Linked DNA regions of Homo sapiens: region 2 is linked to region 1. A link is a loop called in an ENCODE intact Hi-C map of the cell type or tissue named here. Cell type or tissue: heart left ventricle. All regions are shown on one strand.

What was found. A loop is a pair of places that touch in the nucleus more often than their neighbours do. Peaks named below come from ENCODE experiments on the same cell type or tissue, not always from the same donor. Only the 100,000 strongest peaks of a DNase experiment are listed, where the experiment ranks them.
Region 2: it touches region 1 in a loop (9-fold over the local background); 14 of 110 quality-filtered maps call a loop at or near these places.

The regions. Positions count from the first base shown.
Region 1 is chr5:178,939,950-178,942,449 of GRCh38, forward strand. It overlaps ZNF454 (zinc finger protein 454), which reads left to right and starts at 1,249. Exons shown (of 5, transcript NM_001178089.3): 1 at 1,249-1,495. ZNF454-DT (ZNF454 divergent transcript) reads right to left here and starts at 1,066. Exons shown (of 1, transcript NR_186409.1): 1 at 1-1,066. In heart left ventricle, no CTCF peak of the experiment used is centred here; DNase peaks (open chromatin) are centred at 1,192 and 1,712; H3K4me3 peaks cover 2,110 bases; H3K27ac peaks cover 1,057 bases.
Region 2 is chr5:179,059,117-179,061,616 of GRCh38, forward strand. ZNF354C (zinc finger protein 354C) reads left to right here and starts at 1,257. Exons shown (of 5, transcript NM_014594.3): 1 at 1,257-1,550. RefSeq lists an enhancer at 1,576-2,111. In heart left ventricle, no CTCF peak of the experiment used is centred here; a DNase peak (open chromatin) is centred at 1,205; H3K4me3 peaks cover 2,085 bases; H3K27ac peaks cover 1,060 bases.

The sequences.
Region 1 (2,500 bases):
TTCTCCAGCCCCTGGACTCGGGGTTCTTACTCTCTGGAGCCCAGTTTGAGTGACCTGGAGTCACGAGGGAGGCGAGAGAGAAGGGTTACCAGCGATACTCACACAACATCCTCCCCCTCTGGTGCTTTGCCGGGTCCCTGGGAACTGCTACAGGGGCTGCACAGCGGCTGACCCTGGCCTTGTCAAGCACTTGACACATAAGTGCTCCAAAGTGTCTATGGAATGAAATCTTCAATAAAACTCCAAACAGAATGCTGTAGTCACTGACACTGCTTCCTAAAACGTGGCCAACAATTCCGTATGTGACAAACAGGTCACATTCTTGATTTTTTTTAACGACCAACAAAGTTAAAACCCTCTCATCTTTCCTTCCTGAGCTCCATGCAAATTACCTATTCAAAAGCAACTAAGTATCTCCAGTTGGATATTCTTAGGCATCATCTCATCCTTGCCAGTCTCTGCAAAATATGGTCGACAAAAATAAATACCACCTTCTTAAATACCACCCAGCTGTCCAAGATGGAGACTTCCTGGCATCCAGGCGCCTTCCTCTCCCTCGTCCCCACCTCTGAGAAGTTCCCAAGCACGAAGTGTTCTGCGTCCCGAACATTCCAGGGGCCGCCAGCCACCATGGGCTCTGTCCTGAGGTGCCAAGCAGGACATCCCTGCCCGACATCCTTGTCCTCCCGCACCGCACACGCGTTAGTGGCTGTGGCGTCGCCACCCCAGCACACGCTGGCCCGCCCGCAGTGCCAGGCTGGAAGTGTCGGGCGCTTGCCAGGCCAAGGGGCAATTCTGTTGCCTTCCAGGCCTTTTCGGCGCGGTCCCAGTCAGGAACGCGCCCTGTCGCCTCCCACTCCGTCTTCCGGACCCTCCCGATCCTCTCTCGTCAGCGATCGGGCGTCGCTCCCCTGGACTAACCTCCCTTGCCCCATCTTCAGCTTTTCGCTGATCTGCATCTTCCTGCGCCTTAGTGCAAGGCAGAGACCTGGTTCTAAAGCGAACGGAACGGAACCGATTCTGTAAGTTGCAATGAGCGCGCTGAGGTCGGCGTGGAGGGGTCTCTGGGAAAGGTAGTTTCCGCGCCTAAAGCGCCGGGGCCGGGCCCTGTTCCCGCAGGCGCAAGGCAGCACTGTCTCCGCCGATTGTCCCTCTGGGAAGTGGAGTCTGGCCGGCGGAACTGCAGCAGCCCTGAGACTTGTGGGAATTCGGCCCAAGGGTTCCCAGGGCAACGCGCAAGCGCAGTTCGGCTCCCGGCTGCAGACTCCAGCTCATTGTGTTCTGACTGCGATGTGGCGCTTGCGATCTCTCGCCGCCGGCAGAGGCTCCTCGAAGAGCGACACGGGGCTGACCAGGCACGGTGGTCAAAGCCGCAGAGGGAGAGCGGGAGCGGTCGTGAGGTCGTCTGGGGAGAAGGGCGGAGGCAAAGCCGAGGAGGTGCGGGTTGTGGTCCATTCTGGAGGACGCTGATCGAATGCCCCAAACTTCCCGGAATGTATGTCTGAGATTTGATCCCAGAGAGGGAGGACGGCCAGGGGTGGTCATCCTGGGCTGAGGGTCGAGTCTGTGAGTGCCTGTGGAGGAGATGGAGCCAGGGCCTCTGGCATGTGTCTTGGAGCGGACTCCGAGAAGCCCAGGGTTTCCTCTCAGGTGATAGATACACGCCTGGCGTGGTTCCGAGTCCTGCGCCAGGAACTCGCCAAGGCCGGAGGCAGCCGCTGCGCAGCCCCTGCCACAGCCCCCGAGGGACCTGGCGAAGCGGCAGGGGCGGGACGGGGCTGTGTGTGATTAGGGTTCCTAACCCTTCCCTCTCCCCTCCCGCCCAGCTCACACAAACGCCGCTTCTGCCCACCCGTGACTCCAGGCCACCCAGACTGGGCCCCAGAGAGTGAGAACACTGAGGCCAGAGAAGGGTTTGCCTGAGAGGCTTCGACAGTGAAGAGCCTTCTTAGCCTCCTTTCTGAGGAGGAAGAAGACCACCCTCCTTTTCCTCTTCTCCTGTCACTGCCAGATAAGGCAGCTGTTCCAAAGCCGCAGAGGGAGAGCGGAGCGGTCTTCCAATCCAGTCGAACCCAGACACTGCCCTCCGTTGCCTCTCCCCAGCGCTCCCACCTTTTCGGGTACATCCTGGTGGGTTCTGGAGCTGAATAACTTGTTAAAGAGATAATTCTCGGCCGAGTGCGGCGGCTCACGCCTGTAATCCCAGTACTTTGGGAGGCCGAGGCGAGCCGATCACCTGAGGTCCGGAGTTCGAGACCAGTCCGACCAACATGGTGAAATCCCGGTCTCTACTAAAAATATAAAAAATTAGCCGGGCGTGGTGGCGGGTGCGTGTAATCCCAGCTACTCCGGAGACTGGGGCGGGAGAATCGCTTGAACCCGGAAGGCGGAGGTTGCAGTGAGCCAAGATCGTGCCACTGCACTCCAGCCTAGGTGACAGAGCGAGACTCTGTCTCAAACAAACAAACAAAAAAAGAATTCTCTTGAGATCGCTCAGTGA
Region 2 (2,500 bases), 120 kb after region 1:
ATGGGTGCACTGATTTCTGGGTTCTCTTATTCTGTTCCATGGGGGGGTGTGTGTGTCTATTTTTATACAAATATCATGCTCTTTTGGTTACTAACACTTTCTAATTAGATATAAGCTCACTCCAGTTAGAATGATTATTATTATAAAGACAAAAAAATGACAGATGCCAGTGAGGATTTGGGGAAAAGGGAACTCTTATACACTATTGGTGGGAATGTAAATTAGTACAGCCACTATGGAAAACAGTGTGGAGGTTTCTCAAAAAACTAAAAATGGAACTACCATACAATCCAGCAACCCTACTACTGGTAAAGGGAGAGAAATCAGTATATGAAAAGGATACCTGCACTCACGTTTGTCACTGCACTATTTGCAGTAGCCAAGATATAGACTCAACCTACCAGCAATAGATGAATGGGTAAAGAAAATGTCATACATAGACACAATGGAATACTATTCTGCCATAAAAATGAATGAAATAATGTATTCACAGCAACATGGATGGAGCCGAAGGTCATTATGTTAAGTGAAATAAGCCAGGCACAGAAAGACAAGTACTGCATGTTCTCACTTATATTCGGGAGTTAAAACACTTGATCTCATGGACATAGACAACAGGAGGATAGATACCAAAGGCCAGGAAGGCCAGAAAGGAAGGGGAATGAAGAGAGGTTGGTTATGGGTACAAACATACAGTTAGATGGAAGAAATAATTTCTAATATTTAATAGCAGACTAGGGTGACTATACTTGGCAATAATATTGTGTATATTTCAAAGTAAATCGAAGAGAGGGCTTGAAATGATACCAACGCATAAAAATGATAAATGCTTAAGGTGATGGATACCCCAAATACTGTGACTTGATGATCATTACAGTCTATGCACGTAACAAGCACTCACATGGACCCTATACATTATGTAAATTATTTTGTATCAACAGAAAAGTAATCACAACCAGCGGTGGGAGCTACAGCACACTGATCCTCCTAAATGAATCTAATTTCCGGTTTTGTTTTTTCAAACTACTCCGCTTGCTTAACAAGTGCGCGGGCTGTAGGCAGCACGGCCAGCAGCTGGAGACCTCCTGCCTCGTGTGCGGCGTGCGTACTCCCTCGCACTGCAGCCCCTCCGCGCACTGTCGCCTTTGAGAGCTCTCGTTGGCGGAGGCGGTTCCTCTCCCGGAGTTCGCAGCGCGCACCGCGGCGTCCCCTGGGAAGTGTAGTCGGCGTGGGGCCGGAGGCATGCCGGGAGTGGTAGTTCTCCCGCGGTTGGCGGGGTTTCGGGGACAGCTCGCGGCCTTTCGGGGGTTCTCCTGGCTTGGGCCATCCAGGCTTGGCTAGGATTGCCGGCCTGGGGTTGAGGCGCTCGCAGTGGTCTCTTCCGGGCCGGGGTGGATCCGGGCCTCTCCAGCGAGTGGGCGGCGTGCAGCCTCGTCTGGGCTTCTGGGACCAGCCCTACGCGGCTCGGGCCCCTTGGCCACTGGGTCCCGGGGCGCCGTCCGCGAGCGGCCTGGACTGCCGGAGACCCGCGGGAGGGAGCGCCTCGCCAGGTGAGCTGGGTGCGCCGGGCCGCTGGGGTGGGGATGCCAGCCTTTTGTCGTTGTTCATTCTGCGATTTTCTTCTGTGCATTTTCTTCTGAGTAACGGAAATAATAAAAGCAATAGCTGATGCCCGCCGAGAGCGCTCGGGTGCCAGGCACCAGACTAGCGCATCGCCCGAACGAACTCCGCGCATCCCTGCTAACAGATAGGGTGGCGGTACGCTGTTCCCGCTCTGTCAGGAGGAGACCGAGGCAGAGTGGCGAGGTCATTGCCCCAGATGTAACTGGGGCCTGGGGCTAGGATCAGGATTGCCTTCCCGGCCCTTATGACTTTGGGCAGGTCACGACCTCCTGGTTTTCAGTCTCCGTAACATCTGTAAATGTGAAGATTGAAAATACTGCGTGGAAAACACTCACCGCTTCCTGGGAGGAGGTGCGCTTCGTCGCGTAACCGAGGCCTTGTGTGGCAGCTTCCCCTGGGCTGGTCGAGGCACCCGCTGGAACTGGCCTGGCAGAGCCCCAGGTTGGCTCCATGCTAGGGGGCACCCTGAGTCGCCGCTGCAGATCGCGGGCCTGGAGGCCCTCACACTTGCCCGGCTGCCCCAGGCAGCCTCTTCCCTTGCTTTCTGTGGGGCGGGCACGGTTTCCACCTCTCCCACCTGGGGTTGGTGTTTGGGCAGCGACGGCTGTTTCTGGTTGTGGGTGCCATTAGAGGCGGCACCTGTGGAGTATTAGGAGGGACAGCAAAGCTCTGGCTTTGGGTGGGGACAGTGCCTTAATCCTGTTACCTTGGGTAAAGTGTGGTAAGGCCCGACGAAGATCTAGTAAAGAGGCTGGGAAAGCTGAGTGGTTGGATTATGCTCACAGTTTCTTGGGGAGAACACAGCACTCCACGGAAGGACCACTCAGGGCGAGCAGTGGGGTCTGTCACCAGGGTAGGGATGCGGGGAAGCCTCTTT